2 separate regions of the Mus musculus genome follow, and region 2 is linked to region 1. The links are chromatin loops, found by intact Hi-C in ENCODE. Cell type or tissue: left cerebral cortex. All regions are shown on one strand. Each heading gives the region's core, and the rest is flanking DNA. Links, peaks and the distances in the headings are about the cores only. Region 1 has its middle 16 kb from the start of Flvcr2. Region 2 has its middle 17 kb from the start of Batf.

Evidence for each region. A loop is a pair of places that touch in the nucleus more often than their neighbours do. Peaks named below come from ENCODE experiments on the same cell type or tissue, not always from the same donor. Only the 100,000 strongest peaks of a DNase experiment are listed, where the experiment ranks them.
Region 2: it touches region 1 in a loop (2.3-fold over the local background); 7 of 42 quality-filtered maps call a loop at or near these places.

What each region holds. Positions count from the first base shown.
Region 1 is chr12:85,724,982-85,736,097 of GRCm38, forward strand. No RefSeq gene overlaps it. Among named protein-coding and RNA genes, the nearest start is that of Flvcr2, 16 kb to the right of the region's middle. In left cerebral cortex, for the core only: a CTCF peak has its summit at 4,624 (motif pointing left); DNase peaks (open chromatin) are centred at 4,597 and 5,075.
Region 2 is chr12:85,663,930-85,675,045 of GRCm38, forward strand. No RefSeq gene overlaps it. Among named protein-coding and RNA genes, the nearest start is that of Batf, 17 kb to the right of the region's middle. In left cerebral cortex, for the core only: no CTCF peak of the experiment used is centred there; a DNase peak (open chromatin) is centred at 4,958.

The DNA.
Region 1 (11,116 bases), core at 2,705-7,704:
TCACCATTTACAAGATGCCAATACAATAATTTCAAGCCAATTGATAATGATAAAAAACTTTATCCCAATATTTCTAACCTTGTGAAATCATAACTACTTGTGGCTGGAAAACGCCACTCAGCTACAGGTCAGCAGCCATCGACCCTCCTCTCCCTACCCTGAGACGATCCTCTCTCCTTATCTCTTTGCTCTGTCTCCCTTTTCCTGTCCAATCACAGGCCTCCCGTTGCCCTGATGTGATTGAACAGGGAAAATCCTGCAACAAAAACACGGTGGGCCGGGGTAACAGCTGAGCTCCATAAACGGGTCAAAGGATGAGGATGCTTGGTTGACTGACTGCTCAGTACTAAATAGACCAGCTATTCCATCTTCTCCAAGGCTCAGAGAGCAATGCAGAAGAGGAAGCAGAAAGAAGGCAAGAGCCAGAAGAAGGGGTGGAGTATCGGGGAATGCTGTCTTCCGGGCAGAACATGTTGCACTCTCCGGACTCTGTCAACACCCTGTTGTCAGGGAGCAGCAGGCTGGAGCTCAAGAACCCCCACCCCAACACACACACACACACACACACACACACACACACACCCGCCACCAGGATCTGTAAGTAGTTAGTGATTGGTTGGGGGAGCACTTTCTTTAGTGATGTAGCCACTGGTAAGATGCCCATGTTGCTGTAAATAACCCTCCACCCACACTCCTGTAAGTAACCAAATTCATTAGGTCACCTTGACCTGGCCATATCCACCAGAAATGGTGAGAGTCATGAAGTCCCCAGCACAGCTTCTTGACACAGTCCCAGCAAAGATAAGCCAACCGCTGTCCTTCCCGCTGTCCTTCTGTCTCTAACTTTTGGGTTTTGGTCTCTGTCTGTTGAAGTCCTGGGGGCTTTCTGCGTTATGATTCATTTTATGTCTTTTCCTGAAAAAGTTATGTCTGGGTCTTTTTTAGGAAAATCCTAGAATTAACTTTATCTGGCTCTATTTGGAAGTCTGCCTTATGCCCTGGAGATAAGCACAGATAAGCACATAGCTAGATGAGGCCATTACTCCAGGAATCTTCTTGGGGTGTCTGCCCCTGAGCAAACTCTAACAGTATAATTGGTGGAGAGTAAACAGAGACAATAACAAACTCTGACTGGCCAGGAGAATAGGTTACAGACTAAGGTCTCTTTTAATTATAGCTTAGAGCTCTTTGTAAATGTAGTGTAAAGATAGGGGGTCATAGAGGGTACACTCCCGGGAAAAAGAACTCAGTAAATAAGAGAGATTGACTAAAATAAACCTTTCCTACTTTATAGCAAGGATGATGAAACATATAGTAAAAGAAGTTAGGCGTTGGTATTTGTTACTCCTAAAAAGACCAATTCAGATATTTTCTGTTTGTCTGGAGTGCTTTCAAACTGCAAACACTGCCAACCTCCAAGCAGGCTGTCATATAATAAATGTGTTTGATTTGGAGGAGACATTCTTTAGATTCTTTAAATTGAAGTTATAGGGCTGATAATAAAAATAATAATACCTGGGCTGGAGAGATGGCTCAGCGGTGAAGAGCACTGACTACTTTTCCGGAGGTCCTGAGTTCAAATCCCAGCAACCACATGGTGGCTCACAAGCACCCGTTATGAGATCTGATGCCCCCTTCTGGTGTGTCTGAAGTCAGCTACAGTGTACTTATATGTATAATAAATAAATCTTTAAAAATAATAATAATACCTGGTTCTGTTTGTATTTTCTAATTGTGACTGAACTTGTAACCTTGGACATGTAACAAAAAAAATCAACCATAATCTATATTTCTTAGATAACCATTAGTCTGTCCTTGTTCTGTGAAACCTATATAAAGAAGCACCTGACTGCTAGTCAGTCAGAGCTGTCAGATTCCCCAGAACACCATCGCCTGACTCACTCCTCCCGCCCCTCCTCTTATCTCCTCTTCGGGCTGCCCCGTCATCAAGGACCCTCCACTGGGGAAGGCCCTCAGGCAGTCACCAAAGACCTACAGAGTAGAAAGGGACTGCCTCAAAAAGAGGAAGGTGACCAGTGACAGGAGAGGGACAAAAGATAGTACTGGTGGGTAATTATGATCAAACTATATTATGCATATAAGGCTATCTTAATGAACCCCATTATGTATAATGAATTTGCTAATAAACTTTTAAAAAAGAATTGCCTCCTTCTAGGCAAAGGACGGATAATCAAGAGGGCTTGATTTATCTGATTAAGGTGCAATCATGTGATGCAGGCTGAGCCAATGAGAACATCTCCTGGGAATTTGACTCTTCAAGAGAAAGCTCTCAGAGAAGGAAGGGTGAGGCCAGTTCACCACCACAGGAGGAGCCCTGACCAGGGAACTCGTGTAGCTGTCCAGGTTCCTGCTACCTTCTGTACCTTCCCTTGTATCTGTGAGCTAAACATATTGTTCCAGCAAAGTCATAAACCAAAAGACAGGGCTGGAGACATGGCTCAGCAGTTAAGAGCACTGACTGCTCTTCCAGAGGTCCTGAGTTCAATTCCCAGCAACCACATGGTGGCTCCCAACCATCTGTAATGAGATCTGACGCCCTCTTCTGGTGTGTCTGAAGACAGTACAGTGTACCCACATACATGAACTAAATAAATAAACAAATCTTTAAAACAAACCAAAGATAGTGGCTATATATGGGTTTCCCATAGAGGGACACTGGGTCCTGACACTCAGGGCTCCCTGAGTGAGCTCTGGGATGCCTATGCCCTACTAGAAGCCAGGCATTCTGCTAACCATGCACCAGTCCCCAGAGCAGCTAGCCGACCTGGACAACCACTACTGCTTCTAGCAGGAACCATGACAACAAGCTGAGCTCAGCCTCTAGCTTCAGGCGCATTGGTCCGTCCTACACCAAATACAGCTGCTTGCCTTTAAATAATGGCTGGGGATTTGAAACCCCAGAGCTTTACAACTGAAGGTTTGGTCTCCAGGATGACGTTATTGGAATATAGTGGAAGCTTTACTCTTCAAGGCGTTTGGTTTCAGACCAGAGACATGGGACAGAGGTACACATTTTACATACCAAAGCAGACTGTGTCTCCAGATTCTCCCAGCATCCCGCAGTTCCTACCTGGCAAACCCTGCCTTGAACTTTCCAACACTGCCCCTACCCCTCCCCAGGCTCTTCCCTTCCAACGTTTTGCTCTCTCTCTCTCTCTCTCTCTCTCTCTCTCTCTCTCTCTCTCTCTGTGTGTGTGTGTGTGTGTGTGTGTGTGTGTGTGTGTGTGTGTGTGTTCCTGTGCATCCTCCCATATCCCTCACCATGGCGACTCCCCTGGCCTCAATCCTTGGAGCCAGTGAATTTGCCCGAGAGCAGCTTCTCAATAAACCCACTTTAATATAATATAATCTGACTTGAATTGGCTCATTTCCCTGGCAGCGGACAAATAACATATCACAGATGATTCTCAGCTGCCGCTGTCTACTTTTAACCTTTTTGAAGCCCTGGCAAAAGAAAGAAAAGATGGTGTGGTGTTCTCTGTGCCGAACCGCCAAATACTGCAGTGCCAAGTGTGAGAAAAAAAAAGCTTGGCCGGATCACAAGTGGGAATGCCAATGTCTTAAAAACTGCAACCCAGATATCCCATGGGTTCCGTGGCTCTTTTAGGCAGGGTTATCGTCAAGTTTACCCCTCAAAGTCAGAAAGACTTTACTCATTTTATAATCTGGAGTTCAATATTAATAAACTCAATGAAGATAAGAAAGAGGGCCTGAGGTGACTTGCAATGACATTTCAACATTTTGAGAGAGTAGGAAAAAAAGAGATGAAAATGTCTGGATTTTACAGGGAAGAGATTGGGGGGGGGGGGGGACACGACAGCCAAAGCCCAGACCCTGGGCTAGAAAGTTCAAGGTTGGGGGCAGGGTATGCCAGGTAGAGACTGAGGGATTCTGGGAGAATCTGGAGGCCAGGTCTGCTTTGGTATGTAAGATCCACACTTGGGTCTCTTGTCCTTGATCCGAAACCAAATACAAGGGTCAAGAGGAGCTCCTTAGGTCGTTGAAGGTGCACCCTTGCAGAAGATTCTGGGACTCTGCTGTTCTTCACCGGCCTAGTCCCTCTGTCCCTCTGTCCCTCTTCCCTCCTCTGTATTAGTGACTTTTCTATTGCTGTTATGAGACATAATGACCAAGTCAGCCTGTAGAGGGAAGGGACTTACAGTTTCAGAGTGATGGCAATCCTGCCCTCTCTCTCCCTACCTCAAAATGCTTTCATATGCTTGTTTGAAGTGAGCATTGGGGTGAGTGTGAAGGACAAAATAATAAAAATAACTGCAATGGGGGAGGGATGTGAATGTGCTCCGAGGGTTGGCAGAGACTGCCGGTGGCATCCTTTTTGGCCCTATTTTTCTTTTCGTGATGTTTTCAGGAACTGTTGTAACCCTCATCTTAGATACAGAAACAGCCTCAAAAGACGCTACCTGGTTTGCCCGTGTTAATTAAGTGCGAACACAGGACTCAGGCTGGCCTGCGCTGACCCCAAAGCTGGGATCTTCGGGCCAGGCTTGAAACGCTAAGGAAGGTTCTCTAGCTCCACATTGTACACAGAACCACGGGGACAGCACCTAGGTAGTGCTGCCACCTAGCGATAAGATGGAGAACTGCACGTGCCAATTTTTGGTCCCTGTTTCACGCTGAGCTGACCATTGAAGTTCCGGCCAATGGTCATACCTTCCTTGCTCTGCCAGGAGTGGGGTGCACAGTTGTGATCTCTGGATGTAAGCTTCCACCTCTCTGGGCACCCCCAAAGCTCACTATAAAGGGAGTCATAAATGATTGACAGGAAGCTCTCAACAGTTTGGGGGTTCCACCTGGCCTCCACATATCACCTTGAAGACATTTGATGTGAGGGTCAAAGTTCATCCCATACCTCCTCTATGGCAAGTCCTCTAATTTCTGTACTGTCGTGTTCGGCTCTAGTCATCAAGCAACCAGCTAGCTCTCTGGTCACAGAGCAGAGAAAACCCCTGTGCCCAGTGTCTCTGCTCTGCCAGGCTGCCCTGCCCCGTGCCCCACTTCTTCTGTCCGTTGGATTCACCAGCTGAGGCCCGTTTGTGTCAGCACAGTCATTCAGACACAATGACTCAAGTCGGTGGGGGAGGGGGAGCTGTGTCAGCACAGGGTGTTTGACCTTTATGGCAGTGAGGAGTCACCTCAATCTGAAATGTGTGGCTGCCTAGTGATTTCAGTCTCAACTGAAATGCGGACATGAGTGTGATCAATGGGCAGGTGAACAGAAGCACTTCCCCGCTTTCACTCCCTGCACATAGCTCCTTCTGGATCTTCTCTCTTTGTCCAGGTCCGTGACACCTGAACCGTGAAAGAGGAGTTCTCAGAAAATTGGGTACTACCAGAAGATCCAGCAATTCCTCTCCTGGGCATATACCCAGAAGATGTTCCAACTGGTAATAAGGACACATGCTCCACTATGTTCGTAGCAGCCTTATTTATAATAGCCAGAAGCTGGAAAGAACACAGATGTCCCTCAACAGAGGAATGGATAAAGAAAGTATGGTACTTATACAATGTAGTACTACTCAGCTATTAAAAACAATGAATTTATGAAATTCTTAGGCAAATGGATGTATCTGGAGGATATCATCCTGAGTGAGGTAACCCAATCACAAAAGAAGTCACTTGATATGCACTCACTGATAAGTGGATATTAGCCCAGAAACTTAGAATACCCAAGATATAATTTGCAAAACACAAGAAAATCAAGAAGAAGGAAGACCAACGTGTGGGTACTTCATTCCTCCTTAGAATAGGGAACAAAGAAGGAGTTAGAGAGACAAAGTTTGGAGCTGAGATGAAAGGATGGACTATCCAGAGACTGCCCCACCCAGGGATCCATCCTATAATCAGTCACCAAACGCAGACACTATTGTATATGCCAGCAAGATTTTGCTGAAAGGACCCTGATATAGCTGTCTCTTGTGAGGCTATGCCAGTGCCTGGCAACTACAGAAGTGGATGCTCACAGTCATCTATTGGATGGAACACAGGGCCCCCAATGGAGGAGCTAGAAAAAGTACCCAAGGAGCTGAAGGGATCTGCAGCCCTATATGGAACAACAATATGAACTAACCAGTACCCCCCAGAGCTCATGTCTCTAGCTGCATATGTAGCAGAAGATGGCCTAGTCAGCCATCATTGGGAAGAGAGGCCCCTTGGTCTTGCAAACTTTATATGCCCTAGTACAGGGAAACACCAGGGCCAAGAAGTGGTAGTGGGCAGGTAGGGGAACAGGGCAGGGAGAGGGTATAGGGGACTTTCAAGATAGCATTTGAAATGTAAATGAAGAAAATACCTAATAAAAAATTGAAAGAAAAAAAAAAAAAAAAGAAAGAAAGCCAGTGTTCTTTTCCCCTTCAGACACGGGCCTCAGTGACCAAGCCCGCTCAGTCAGTCAACAGGTTCTCCAGCATGGGAGTGAGGATTAAAAAGAAAAAAGACACACAACATTGTAGGGTAACCCCAGTCAATTCTGAGACTGAAGGCAAATTTTTATTTTCCAACCCACTTTTTTTTGGGGGGGGTGGTTGAGACAGGGTTTCTCTGTATAGTCTTGGCTGTCCTGGAACTCACTTTGTAGACCAGGCTGGCCTCAAACTCAGAAATCCGCCTGTCTCTGCCTCCCAAGTACTGGGATTGAAGGCGTGCGCCACCACCGCCCGGCTCCAACCCACTTTTTAATACCACTTTAATTACATGCAAGTATTTTGGGCAAGCTAAATCCTGTGATTACTCCTGATAGTTGTTACAAAGGGCTTATCATAATGACCGAAATATTTGAGCCCACTTTCTCCTCCAAGCCCAAAAATCTTGCCTGAGTCCTAGTTCCACCCTAAGACTAAAATTCCTGCCTTATCCTACTTTCCTATCACAGCCTAAAGTTAGATTCCTGCCTGAGCTTACTTCCCTGTCCTAGGACAATGTCAGATTCCTGTCTGAAGCCCACTTCTTTGCCCTTAGCCAATGTCAGACTCCTGCCAAGTGGTACCCCAAAAGACTTTCCACACCTCAGCACTATGTGGTGAATAGAAGGAGGATAAAGGGTCTTAATCCTCTTTAGAATAGCAACCCTCTCAGTAAATGTGAGCCTCATTCTGGCCAAAATCAACCCAGTGGCTTCTTGGTCTAGTCCTCAAAATTTGCCTCTAACATACACAATTCCTATTGTAAAACCCATCTTGGCTAGTTTTACATCAACTTGACTCAAGCTATAGTCATCCAAGAGGAAGAAACCTCAGTTAGAAAAACGCCTACAAGCAGGCAAGCCTGTAGGGTATTTTCTTAATTATTGATGGAAGGAGGAGGGCCTAGTCCATGGTGTGTCATGCCATCCTGAGGCAGGTGGTCCTGGGTTAGCTCCTGCCTCCAGGATCAGCCCTGCTTGCACTCCTGCCCTGATTTCCCTCATGATGAACAGTGTTGTGCAAGTGTAAGCCAAACAAACTCCACATTCGTTGCTTTTGGTCTGTATGTGTTATCACAACAACAGTAACCCTAATTAGGACAGAAATTGGTACCAGGATCATGGGGCATGACTATGACAGGCATGACCGTGTTGTTTTTGGAAGAACTGTGGAAAGACTTTGGAGCTTTGGGTGGAAAAGACACACAAAAAACCCCCCAGAAAACAGGATTGTTCAAAACTTGGTGAGTGGTTCTGTGGGAACCTGGAGGAGAGGAGTTGAGAGAAATGCAGGTGATGGTGGCCTGCCTTATAAAAGCTTGGAAGGAAGCTTGAGAATTAAAGCTTTTACAGGCCTGCTGCATACCAAGACAAGCTTTCTCCATGTAGCCATGGCTGTCCTGGAACTGGCTTTGCTGACCAGATTGGCCTCAAACTCACAGAGATCCCTCTGCCTCTGCCTCTCTGCGCCTCTGCCTCTCTGCCTGTGCCTCTGCCTCTCTGCGCCTCTGCCTCTCTGCCTGTGCCTCTGCCTCTCTGTGCCTCTGCCTCTGCCTCTGCCTCCTCTGCCTCTGCCTCTCTGCCTCTGCCTCTGCCTCTGCCTCTGCCTCTGCCTCTGCCTCTGCCTCTGCCTCTGCCTCTGCCTCTGCCTCCTCTGCCTCCTCTGCCTCTGCCTCCTCTGCCTCTGCCTCTGCCTCTGCCTCTGCCTCTGCCTCTGCCTCTGCCTCTGCCTCTGCCTCTGCCTCTGCCTCTGCCTCCTCTGCCTCTGCCTCTCTGCCTCTGCCTCTGCCTCTGCCTCTGCCTCTGCCTCTGCCTCTGCCTCTGCCTCTGCCTCTGCCTCTGCCTCTGCCTCTGCCTCTGCCTCTGCCTCTCCCTCTGCCTCTCCCTCTGCCTCTGCCTCTGCCTCTGCCTCTGCCTCTGCCTCTGCCTCTGCCTCTGCCTCTGCCTCTGCCTCCCGAGAGTGCTGGGATTAAAGACATGTGCCACTCCCACACCCCCACCAGCTGCATATTTGCTATTTTGAATTAAGACTCTGTGCTAGTCAGCTGGATCCAAATTGTCAACTAATTACAAGAGACCAGCACCATCGAAATAAAACTGAGACAATTGATGTTGGTTAACTGGAGCCATGAAACTAGCAGAGAGATGGTTCAGAGGTTAAGGGCACTGACTGCTCTTCCAGAGGTCCTGAGTTCAGTTCCCAGCACCCATATCGTGGCTCACAACCATCTTCTGATGTGTTTGAGGACAGCTATTGCTACATCCACTTCAGTAGTGACAAGCGCGACAGGCCCCCAAAACCTGGGCACTGTCCCAAGGTGAAAAGTTCACAGAAACTTAGTCTCCTGGAACCATAGCATCCTGTAGAATGAATGCTCCAGTGTCCTTGCTTTAGTTGGTAATGGGATCTGTGTGCTTTCCCTTAATATTGCTTTATTATAAGTGCTCCTAAGGACTGATGTTTTTGACATATAGCTAAATTAGATTCTAGGCAGTCCTTAATCCGACCCTGGGCATGGATAGCTAAATTACTGCCCTACACAGGAATTTACCATTATCTGGGAAGAAGGAAGTTTGTGATCTAAGGAGGAACCAGAGTAGATACTTAGAACTATAGATAGCTGAGTTACACCCGTATTTACTATGGCCCAAGGAGGAGGTGGACTATACAATAGACTAGAATAGGAACTATGGCAAGGGCATGAAGCCCTTGCCCCTGACTTCTAAGATTAAGCTGACCTTAGGTGGAGCTGCTTTTGATTCCCAGTTGTTAACACTGAATTTTATCTCAGCTGGTTCCTGCCAGTCCTTCATGTTTGCATTCCTCTGTTTTATGTAACCTCATTGTACCTTGTCATTGTGTCACCTAACTTCCCTATTTTCTTCTGTGTAAAAAGTTTGATGCTTGATTAGACAAATGATTTGACAAATTACATTCAGATCCAGCACACTCCCTTGTGTCCAGTCTATTTGTCACCCCAATTTCTGCCGACTCTATGCCCATCTGCCGGAACCCCTGATTCCCACAGACTGAGGGGGGCTGACTGGGCCGAGTCCATGGCAAGCTATAGTGTACTCATATATGTAAAATAAATTAAAAAACAAACAGAATAGGTCAGTACTACTAAAGCGGAATCTTCTGGAAATGAGTGTCCTGAAAGTCAGCACACAGGAGCTGTGTTCCAGAGGTCGCCAAGGTTTTGCCTTGAGTAGACAGCCAAATTTGGTAGTGTAAGAGTCACCCGGGTGGTACTGGTTTTAAAGACGTGAGGGGGTCATGGAGAGCAGCTGAGGCTTGGCACTGTGAGAGGCCAGGAAAGGCCACTGGTGAAGGTGGTTAAAGGACTCATGCAGAGACGTTGAGGCTTGGCACCATGAAGGTCCAGGAGAGGCTACTGGTGAAAGTGCATTAGTCCAGTTGCAGAAGTCCCGGTATTTTGGAGATGCCGGTGCCATGGAATGACCACCAAGGACAGCATCAGTGGTGGAGTGGAGCCAGCTGGAGCCTAGAAGACAAGCTGTGCGTGCTGCAGAGGGCAGGGCCAGAGAAGTAACCCAAACCCTTCGGAGGAGTTAGAAGACTGTAGGTGAATCCTGGATATTGGACACGAGTTATTTACGCTGTTGGTGTTTGGTTTTGCTTTGTTCAGGCTGTGATCGTGCCCTGGTAAGAAAGCATTTGATTTGTTTTTTATTTTACAGGAGCCCAAAGCCAAGAGACTTTAAACTTTTAACAAAGATATTTGTTAAAGGCAGGGTATGGAGGCACCCAGGAAGCAGAGGCAGGTGGATCTCTGTGATTTCAGGACCAATCTGATCTACAAAGCCAGTTCCAGGACAGATAAGCTTATACAGAAATCCTGTCCTGAAAAACCAAAGAAGGAATAATAATAATAATAATAATAATAATAATAATATACTTTGAGGTTTTACAGAGGATTTGGATTTAAAAGAGACTGGGTTTTTTGTTTTTGTTTTTTTTTTTTCTTTGTGTAGCCCTGGCTGTCTTAGAACTTGCTGTGTAGACTAGGCTGGCCTTGAACTCACAAAGATCCTCCTGCCTCTGCCTCTCAAATATGAGGATTAAAGGAATGTGCCATCACTGTCCCGGAGACTGGATATTTTAAAAGAGACAATGACATTTAAAGTGTTTGAATTTTTAAGGCTGTGGAATTTTTTAAGATTGTAAAATGTTTTATATTGCCGGGTGGTGGTGGCTCACGCCTTTAATCCCAGCACTCGGGAGTCAGAGGCGGGCAGATTTCTGAGTTCGAGGCCAGCCTGGTCTACAAAGTGAGTTCCAGGACAGCCAGGGCTATACAGAGAAACCCTGTCTCGAAAAACCAAAAAACAAAAAAAAAGTCTTATATTTTGATGTCTTTATTAATATGTGACCTTGGGAATGAATAGCTACTGGATTCTTGGGACTTCATTGGTAGGCAGTCTTTGTCAGACTAGCAGAACCACACTCTATAAGCCACTCTAATAATTCCCCTTTCTCTATAGATAGATAGGTAGATAAATAGATAGATTCATTCTATCAGTTCTGTTCTTCTAGAGAACCCCGACTAATACAACTACATATTATTGGTTGCCATAGTGACAAAATAAACATGGTGTTGATATTAACAACAGACACCCAATGATGTGCCCCATTGTAGATTTTTTTTAATACTT
Region 2 (11,116 bases), core at 2,723-7,722, 61 kb before region 1:
AGGACCCCAGCCCATAGAACTGTACCAACCAACCACCTCCGGGAACACAATCTAGATACTGCCGGAGAGGCTAATCTAATCTAGGGCCCAAAGCTTGTCTTGTAGGCAGATCTAGATCCTGTCCAATTGACAATATTAGCCATCTCAGAAGAGATAGCTTATCTTCATTTTGCAACCAAGAAAAGCAAGATTCAGGCAGGCTGAGTTTCCAAAGGCCGCACAGCAGCTGGACAGTAGAGTTTGATTCTGTTTCAGCTCCCAGCAGCCCCATCCTGATGGGGATGGCTCTTATTGATATATTTTAAATGAAAAAGATATTTTTATTCCCCACTCCTACTTGGTTGAAATGAGGGAGATTCCAGTTGCCGCCACAGATAGGCACCACGGAGGTGGCTTTATGCATCTCTCTTTTCATGTCTGCAGTGGTACATAGAGGCACTGTCATTTGGTAGATGGGTGATTTGGGAGGGGGAGTCCAGGCTCTTTCCATCATTGCTTCTGATACAGGCCAGGATTCCCCCTGGTACTTCTGAACTGTTCATGTGGCACTGACTTAAAACTTATTGTGTGGTCACACTTCCCTGGCAAGGAGCCTGGGAGATGAAGGCTTACACTGTGCAGCAGGCTGAGGCCCTGGGGCCTCAGACCAGGTTGCTTTCATGTCTCCTGCAATGGATGGTCTGGCACCCAAACTGACTCTCTAGGTGTGTACTGGGATAGCCCCCACCCTCTTCCTCCCTCTTACGGCAGACTTCTAATGTTTATGCTTGCATCTCTCCCAGGACACCAGGCTCCTGACTGTGGGTCCAAGCTGACTTCTCAGCCTATAAGGTTCCTTCTACAAGCAGGGCTCTGGCAACTGTGGCATGGATAAAGGTGGGCAAGCTGATGGGGGGTAGGGGGCGGAGGAAGCAGTTGATAGTGGTCTCCTAGGCTCCTCCGCCCCCACCACAGTGAGTTTCAGAATCGTGGGACAGCAGCTCTAGGAACAGGGCTAGAAAGCCCTTTGAGGTTGATTTGGAACTTCTGCTCGTTAAGAGTGGAACTGAGACCCTGTGTGTGGTCACAGGTCGTCAGTGCCTCTACACCTGGCCCCCCATGAGAGCCTCATGTAGTTGAATCCCCTCTAGTCTGTTCTGAGCCTATGTCCACTAGTGCCTAGGCTTGAACTCGTGGCCAAACCGATCACCATCGAGATACTAAAACAATGGATGGTATTTATTTGTTTAGAGTTTGTGTATTGTTCAACTCTCAACATCTTTGCAGTAGCTTACATAGGGATTGTGGTAAGAGAAAAAAAAATCTTCAGCAGAAATCCAGGCAAGTCACATGATGTCTCTGACACTCTGATAGACTCTGGGATTAACAAAATAACCAGGGTTTATTCTGGCCCAAGTCTTTACTGGAGACAGTTTTTAGTGTTTCTAAAACATTCTGTTTGTCCTTTCTCTGCCATTGTCATCAGTGAATCTGTCCTATGCTGAGATTAGGAGTGAGGCTGGGACTGAAACCAGCTTACACAGTCTCTCTTGGGGGTTCTGAGCACTCCTCAGGTCTCTGTACCTCACTAGGCTGCTCCCTTTTTCTGGCTACAAACCTGTTCTGGATACAGGGTGGTAACAAAATGGCTGTCCTTTTCCCTTGCCAATCCTAGCCTCACCCTCCTGCCTAGTGACCTTGGTAAAGCACTTCTGGATTCCGTTGGCACTACAAAAACTGTGGCTCCATTTGCTTGCCTGGGACTGGTGCTGTGCCTGGTGTAGGGTGGGGAGAGAGGCTTAGCTCCTGTAGGGCCCCTGTGGAGAGTAAGCCTCATGAAAGGTGAGTTGGGGGCAGGACGGACCACAGTTTTCCCCTAGCCTCTCCCCTTCGTGATAGTGTATGTTGACTATGAGGGCTCTTCAGGTCATCTTTGGGATGGAACAGGATCCTGGAGACAGGAAGGGCTGATTGGTGAGGGCCTGGGCTGAAGAAAACATAGGTCTGTGCCCTTGATGGGGCAGGAACCTGAAGGTGGAGAAGTCTGTAGGCCCAGGAGCAACGGGCCCTAGTAAGATCTGTATTCTAGAAGGGTCCTTATCCCACTGAGGTTAATTCTGTGCTGATTCATAAAAGAGAGAAGAAAACAAACTAAAATCTAGGGTTCTGAAGGAGTAGGCTTGCAGTGGGCTTTACGAAGAACAAAGGGCAACCTGAACCAGAAGAGGGGTTTCCCCCAAACTCTCCCTCCTCACCCTGTGCAGTTGGCAAAGAAGCTGAGAAAGTGAGGTGGGCCTGGAGGAGCAGGGGCACCGGTGGGACACTCTCCATGTCCCTCCGACAGTCACAAGCTTCCCAGTCTGTCACTGCGGAGGCTGCAGAGCCTGTCTCCACCTGGAAGACAGGAAATGGACAACAACAGGAAGTGGAAATCAATGTCGCCCTATGGTATCTTACCAGATACTAAATCCAGAGTATTTAACCACCAGATCATTTACCAGCGTGAAAACACACAATAGCAATCAGCCCAGTAAGTCATACCAGGACATCATCTCGGCTGTTGTCCTCGGCATTCTTCACCCCAGATACAGGCTGTACCCCGACTGTATTCACAGTATTAAGTTCATCTTTCTTGACATGGCACAATGTTGAGCAAGCCCAGCTTCCACTTACATAAAATGGAGTCCTCTACCACGCCCCACCTGCCCGGGGGCCGTGAGCCTCACACAAGACTCTGATTGTAACGTGCTTGAATGGGACCTGGGAGAAAAGATTCTCTATGAATGGTGGCTGACGTAACTTCTGGAAGCCGGTGTTTGATTTTTGAGGTCAGTTATGCAATATTGGAAATTTCCAATGATCTAAAAGCACATATGTAAATGTGTGCACATACACGATGATAAATGGAGCTGGAAAAGTCAGAAAGAAGCACCTTCTAAGTGTGCTCTACTCCCATCAGCAAGTGTGCCCTGTTCCACCACAACTAGGGGCCCGGCCCGGTTCACATCCTGAGGCCCTGCCCTTGAGGCACACACAGATGATAAGGATGTTGTATGCTGTCCTACTAATGATAGCAGTAACTATGGCTCACAACTACACCCAAAGTGTAGATTTATGGAATGTTCCACACCACATGCCCCCACAACAACGTCATGTTTAGAAAAGAAGACTAAAGCGCTGAAAATTTCAATAATTTGTCCAAAGTCACATGATTAACAAATGAAGGCACTGTGATTTGATTTGGTCTGTCTGACTCTAGATCGGCCGTTCTTCCTTGTAAGCAGGAGGCTGTGCTTTGAATGTGGTCTGTCTCTGAAATGTCTGTTGAAGTCCCATTGCCTTTGGCATAGTGTCGGAGGTGGGAGGTTTAAGAAGTAGTTGAGTCATTAAAATAATAATAAAGTTGCTAGGGTGGTGGCGCACACCTTCAATCCCAGCGCTCTGGGAGGCAGAGGCAGGCAGACTCCTGAGTTAGAGGCCAGCCTGGTCTACAGAGTGAGTTCCAGGACAGCCAGGGCTACACAGAGAAATCCTGACTTGAAAAACTGTTGAGGTTCGGTCTGTTGCTATGTATTGCAATGCTAAATTCTATACCCAAAGGTCTAGATCTACAAGGACTATCAGGTTCACAAGCTTTTGTTGTGCAAACCTTGTTCCTTAAAACAACAACAACAACAATAATAATAATCAAAGTGTCAATTACAAAAAGTTGGAAATGGGGCCATTCTCACAAGAACAAGAACGAGGTTTTGCTCTTGGTACTGAATTGGCTGTTACAAAACCCATCCGCTGTACAGTCCTGTCTCTTGGCATGCCTTTACCTGCCCATCCACCTTACCATCAGGTTACAAGACAGCGCAGGTCCTCCCTGGCAACAGGCATCTCATCTTGGACTCCCAGCCTCCAGAAATATGAGCTAAATAAACTTCTTTTCTTTATAAATCGCCCAGTGTTGGGTATACTGTTACAGCACCAGAAAGTGAGCCAAGACAAGGTGAAAATTCTTCTGACTTTTCCGTGCATTCACAGACATGGACCAGAGACAGTCCGACTCTCAGTGTCTTCTTTTAATACTGGTCCTGCAAGGAGTTTCAACATCCTTCTAATTGCTGACATTTGACCTCCGACGCCTTGAGATTTTTATCTGAGCATAGAAAGTAGCCGCTTCATTAGTATGTGGAGACCCAGGGAGGTGAGTTTGGAGCTTGGTAGTCTCTGCCTGGTTCTCAGAAGTTAAAAGAATTGGTTTGTCTGGGCTGGAGATAAGGCTCAGCTGACTAAGGCTGCTCTTCCAGAGAACCAGGGTTCTTCCATTCCTAGCACCCACATGACAGCTTACAACTCTCTGTAACACCAGTTCCAGGGGATCTGATGGTGACCTCTCTCTTCCATAAGTACCAGGTATGGAAATGGTGTTCACATACATGGATGAAAACACCCAGACACATATCCATTTCTCCTCCTCCTCCTCCTCCTCCTCCCCCCTCCTCTCCTCCTCCTCCCCCCCTCCTCCTCCCTCCCCTCCTCCTCCCCCCCTGCTCCTCCTCCTCTTCTTCCTCCTCCTCCTCTTCTTCTTCCTCCTCCTCCTCCCTCCCTCCCTCTCTCTCTCTCTCTCTCTCTCTCTCTCTCTCTCTCTCTCTCTCCTCCCCACCCCTCTCTCCTCTCTCTCTTGATCTCTTGAGATAGAGTCTCTCCACATAGTACCCACTGTCCTAGAACTCACCATCTGATATGTAGACCAGGCTGGCCTCAGACTCACAGAGATCTTTGCCTCTGCCTCTTGAGAGCTGGGATTAAAGGTGTAAACCATCATGACCGGCAGTTTATTTTATTTGTGTCCTATTTCAAGAGCTTTTTCTTCTTTCCCATGATCGTCCCCCTCACACTGTTTCTTTTCCTCCTCCCCTCTGTCTTTTAGTATAGAGATATTTGGAGCTCTTTGGGCCTCTTTGCCTGCAGGCAAATTTGGCAGATTTCCAGTCCCACAGCAGTCTGGAATTATCCCACTCTTGATGAGATTTGCTTCATTCCCAGTTTGCCGGTTACCCTAAACACTGGTAACAGAAACCATAGGCTTCAACCTTCCTGCATGGAGAATGGCTGCAGGATGCCAGTGAATATCTCAGAGGCAGCTGGGATATTCACTGTGCAGACTGACAGTCCTGCAGTGTGCAGAGCTGCTGGAGAGGAGACACCCCGGCCTTCGCAACCCCCGTGATTGTACCAGAAGCTGCCAGGTAACCCCAGAAACAGAGGCATATTGCCACCCAGGGATGAGGTCACTGGGGCATCTTAAGATATTACAGTTTATCAGTGGCCAAGTAGGACCAGGTCCCTGGCAACAACTCTCAGATTCTGGTTCTCCGAGCCAGCTCTTCCACATCCTGGGCTCCCCTAAAGCCAGTCTTGATGGAAAGTTCCACCAGGAATGTGTTCAGGCTTCGAGGGTTGGACAAAGAATAGGTGAGTCCAGGCCTTCCCCTTCCTCCCTCTTTGCCTCTCCCACGCAATATGTAAATATGTTTTGGACGTGTGGCTCTACATCTCCCTCCCCTTTCTTTCTGATGCCACCTTAGGCTCTTTGTGACACCCCCCCCCCCCAGCTGTTAGATTTTCGTCTTCTGTCCTTCAGATTTCTCAGTGCAGAATTGGTTCAGCAGGACTGCTGGGCACTTGGTGAGACCCCAAAAGCTGACTCCTTACTTTTAAGACTTTTTTTTTAAAGCATATGCCCTGGGGCTGGAGAGATGGCTCAGTGGTTAAGAGCACTGACTGTTCTTCTGAAGGTCCTGAGTTCAAATCCCAGCAACCACATGGTGGCTCACAACCACTCATAATGAGATCTGACACTCTCTTTTGGTGTGTCTAAAGACAGCTTACAGTGTACTTATTACATATAATAATACATAAATCTTTTTTTAAAGCTCTCTTTTAAAAAAAAGGCATGTAACCCCTAAATAAAAACTCTATTTCTTTTCTGCCTCTTTCTTTACTTCCTCCAGTGACACTTTTGAGAGCACGTGTTCTTGGGTCTCCCTTCACTGGAATAGGCCCCTGGCAGCCATGTGTGTAAGTAAGACCAAGAACTGAGTTGGACGGGGATGGAACCCTGGCTCAGGCTAGACCCACCAGAGTCTGTCTTCTAAGTTGAGATTGCCACTTTGAGACATTTCTTGGGAATCTCTGATGGTTTGAACTCAAATGATAGAAGCACGGGGTACTGAAGGGGGGAGAGCAAGCAAGCTTTCAGAGAAAGAGGGGACCTCCAGCTCTCCAGTCACACAAGGGCAGTCTGCTGCCCGGAACCCTTCTGTTCTGATGTTATCAAGTTTCTGCAGAAAGAGCTGGCTCAGCCCAGCCTCTGACTGAGCCTCCAGGGGGAAGTCCTTGGTTATGAATCGTGCTGGAAGACCCATAATGCAGTAGGGGGCAGAAACTTCCTTCTGTGTCTCAAAGGGAAACCAGAGAACAGGATGAAGGTCATAATTTAACCTCAGCTCCAGAGGGAATGGGACCCTGAAAAATGTTATTTATTTACTTATTTATTTACTTATTCTTTTTGGCAGAGGTTTGGGTTTTTTCTTTTAATTTAAGATTTATTTATTAATTATATGTAAGTACACTGTAGCTGTCTTCAGACACCAGAAGAGAGCGTCAGATCTCATTAGAGATGGTTGTGAGCCACCATGTGGTTGCTGGGATTTGAACTCACGACCTTCATAAGAGCAGTTGGTGCTCTTAACCACTGAGCCATCTCCCCAGCCCCCCAACCCCCCCGCCTTGGCAGAGGTTTTTAAATCAACAGCTTCCCAGCCAGCACTGGAATGAAAGTGAAGGAACCCCAGTGCTCCTTTCAACCCTGGGTGTTGCACTGGGTACTAGAGAACAGAGGCGAACAGGGCTGTCTGCTCATGGCTTGTGGGAGAGGGGAACAGGACAAGACAGAACAGGACAGGGCAAGATTTCACAGCAGAGTGGTGATCAAGCTGTGTTTCTTAGTTACTTCTCTACTGCTGGGATAAGATACTCAGACCAAGGCAGCTTACAAAAGAAAGCATTTAATCCGGGGCTCACTCTTCCAGAGGATTAGAGTCCATGACCATTTTGGCAGAGATTATGCCAGCAGCTAGGCAGGCATGGAGGTGGAGCAGTAACTGAGAGTTTACATCTGATCCACAAGCAGGAGGCAGAGAGAGAAAGAACTGGCAAGGGCTTTTGAAACCTCCTCTAACAAGGCCACACCCCCTGATCCTTCCCAAACACTTCTACCAACTTCAGACCAAACATTCAAATATATGAATCTATGGGGGCCGTTCTCATCCTTATGAGCACGCAGTGATAAAGGAATGCACACAGAGAGATAGGTGGTCTTTCCAGGGCAGCCAGCCAGCTGCTTCAGAATGCTTCTGGCAGAGATGGCAACTGAGCTGGGGATGTTAAGAATAAGAGTTGCTAGGCCATCGGGAAAGGGGGCCAATCCAGACGACCCATCCTGAAGAGAAGAGCCAAGTTGAGGAGGAGGAGGAGGAGGACGCTGCAGCTGGAGCATGCAGTCTGACCAGGAAAAGAGTTATTAGTCACCACTAACAACAAATCCAGGGAGTCAGGCTGTCTGACAAACCTGTGATCTCTACTCCTTTGCTGCTAATACACCCATCTATTACATTCTTTGGTGTGGAGGTAGCACTGTGTGTGTGTGCGTGTGCGTGTGCGTGTGCGTGTGTGATCAATCAGCTTCTGCTCTAAGCACATTGAAAATAATTCTAGCCGGGCAGTGGTGGCGTACACCTTTAATCCCAGCACTTGGGAGGCAGAGGCAGGTGGATTTCTGAGTTCGAGGCCAGCCTGGTCTACAAAGTGAGTTCCGGGACAGCCAGGGCTATACAGAGAAACCCTGTCTCGAAAAACCAAAAACCGAAAAAGAAAAAGAAAAAGACAAAGAAAAAGACAAAGAAAAAGAAGATAATTCTCCCTCCCTCCCTCCCTTCCTCTCCTCTTTTCCTTCATTTCCTTTCCTCCTTTCTTTGTTTTTGTTTGCTTGTTTTAGGGTGAGTTCACACTGCTTTCAACAGTCTTAATGCTTCTTTTCTTTGCATATTGGGTCATATTGCCCGACACTCCAACGCCCAGGCGTATTTTCATCTGTCTGGAGCCCGTCCTCCAGGAGCTTTTTGAGAAAGGGATGGGGATGTCAGTTTATTTTTCCGAGTGTCTCCTGCTTGTTTTAAGCTTCACCGTACTCTGGCTATATAGAATTTTACCTACAAGGTGATGCATCTTTCTTCTTCAGAATTGTGGAGGCTTTATTTCATTGTCTCCTGCCAGTGTTAATACAAAGCTCAATGCCCATGTGTGCCCCCCACCTTGATAAGTTACCAGCTATTTCTCTCCAGAAGTTTTTTTTTGATTTTCTCCCTCAGATCTCATTATAAGTGGTTGTGAGCCACCATGTGGTTTCTGGGATTTGAACTCAGGACCTTTTGGAAGAGCAGTCAGTGCTCTTACCCGCTGAGCCATCTCTCCAGCCTGCCTATTTCTTTAAATTTGGGAAAATATCTTTAGTTAGTCTAATATATCTTTCTATGTTTATGGACTTTATAAAAGTTGCTTTAAATTCTTAAATTACATTTATTTGTATGTGCACATGTGCATGACATGGTATGTGTGTTGCGGGTCACAGGACAACTCACAGGAGGAGGTTGTCTCTGTCCACACTGTGGGTCTCAGGTATCTAACTGATGTCAGACTCAGTGTCTACCCACTGAGCCATCTCCACGGCTTCCTGATTTTTATGTGGTTTTGCTTTGCTTTGCTTTGCTTTGCTTTGCTTTGCTTTGCTTTGCTTTGCTTTGCTTTGCTTTGCTTCCAAAAACTCCTACTAATCAAATGCTCCTCCCAGGTGAGCACTTTTATACTTTTTCTTCCAATTCTTCAAAATTACTTCTCATTTCAGTCACCCATTCACTTCCTTTCTCGGATCTTACACAGTTTTTCCCGTCTTGACTGCCGTATCTTAAGGACTTCTGAGAAGACTAATTTAAACAGTGAGTTAGCTCTGTTTTTCTCCTGGGTCAGTAGTCAATTGATTTGTTGTATCCCGGTCTTTTGTGCAGTGATTTCCTTAGGGCACGCACCTCCTAACCCTTGGCTGTACACCAGTTATCCTTAGTAAAAGGAATGGTCAGTATAGGCTCAGGACACGCAAGACCACGTTCTCAGCACAAAGGCGATTTATTTGCCCCAGAGAGACAGAGGGCAGGGGATGAGAGACAAAGACAAGAGGCAGGGGATGAGAGAGAAGGAGAAAGGAGCAAGGGAGAGGAGCAAGGGATACTTGTCCACAAGGGAGACTGCCTCTGGATAAAGAGGAGACAGATGTGGCCCATAGGCAAATGGTGGTTTAGAAAGCTAAAAGGGGAAATCCCTTCCTAGGATGAGGTGTTTAATTTTAATTGGGTATGTTAATTAGGTGGGGCAAAGGGGGCTTTTGATTGCTGGTCTTCAATACGTTAATAGCTGGACCTTGGTGGTAAGTGTCAGGAGGAGGAAGTGGCCAAATACAGAAATAGACCTTGGGAACTGGCTTTAGGAATAGACTCTAATGAGCTTTTGCCAGGGCCATGTTTGCCATGCTCGGGCTGGCTTGAGTCCCTTCACTTAGGAGTGAAGGACTGGGTTGATACAGGCAAGATGTCAAGGGTTTCTGGGGTACGCATGTTTCATTGAGGTTTTGTTAAGGTATTGTTTGGAAGTTTTGTTTATTTGGTTTGGTTTGGCTTGGGTTTGTTTGTTTGGTTGGTTGGTTTTGAGACAGGGTCTTTCTATGTAGCCCTGGCTGTTTAGGAACTTGCTATATAGACTAGCTGGCCTCAAACTTACAAAGATCCACTTGCCTTCAACTCCAGAGTGCTGAGATTAAAGATGTTCACTACCAAGTCTAGCTTAAGGTATTATCAATATGAATTTTTGTACACTTGAGAGTAATATCTCTAGGAGAGGGGCAGAGTACAAGTAAGGTCACATGCACACTCACACGTGCACATACACTCACACACACACACATGCGCGCACATTCTAACACCCATAGAGGAACTGCAATCTTTCCTAAGAAAACTGTCGAATCTTTTCTGCCCACATTCTCTAGTTTTACTGGAAGGGTTAAGCTCGCTGCCATTCTGGAGATCTGTACAGGATGTGTGGGCAGCTCCGTCAGACCAGCACTGTAGCTCAGTAGTTCTCAACCTTCCTAATGTGACCCAGTGCAGTTCCTCATGCGGTGGTGAACCCAACCACAGAATTATTTCATTGCTACTTCATAACTGTAATTTGGCCACTGTCAAAACAACAACAATAACAAATTTGGCCACCGTCATGAATTGTAATGTAAATATCTGATATGCAGGATATGTGATATGTGACACCCCCCCCCAATGGGGTCGTAACCCACAGGTTGAGAACCGCTAGTCTAACGGACATTTAATGTAAGTCACATAAATATCCCTATATTCTCTAATAACTACATTCAAAATGCAAAAAGAGATGAGACTAATTTTAATGGTATCTTAACATATGTAAAATATTTTCAGTTCAACAAAAACTAAGTGACGGTTCATATTCTTTTTTCCTACGGCCTCCAAAATCTTGTGTGTATTTTACATCTGCAGCCCACCTTACTTAATTCATAACAAGCAATGTCTGTGTGGCTATCCCGCTAGATAACAGGGTGACGCGCGCGCGCGAGTGCCTGCCTGCCTGCTTGCCTGCCTACCTATCTATGTTTAGTTTTTTGAGACAGGGTTCTCTCTCTGTCTCGGCTGTTCTGAAACTCACTCAGTGGACCAGGCTGACCTTGAACTCAGAGATCTGTCTGTGTCTGCCCCTTGAGTGCTAGGATTAAAAGCATGCAACCACCATTGCCTGGCATGCAAACCAATTTTTTTTAAGTCATTAACCTATTCACGAGGGCACAGCCAAACATCTCTGATTTGGGCCCTACCTCAATATTGTCAAACTAAGGTCTCATCATGTGAACTAGGATACACTCAAAGCCCAGCAGCTAGAAACTCCAAGTGAGGTTTGTGTCATTGTTATGATTTTGGTGTATAATCTCCCAGTTGAACGCATATGGAAACTCTTA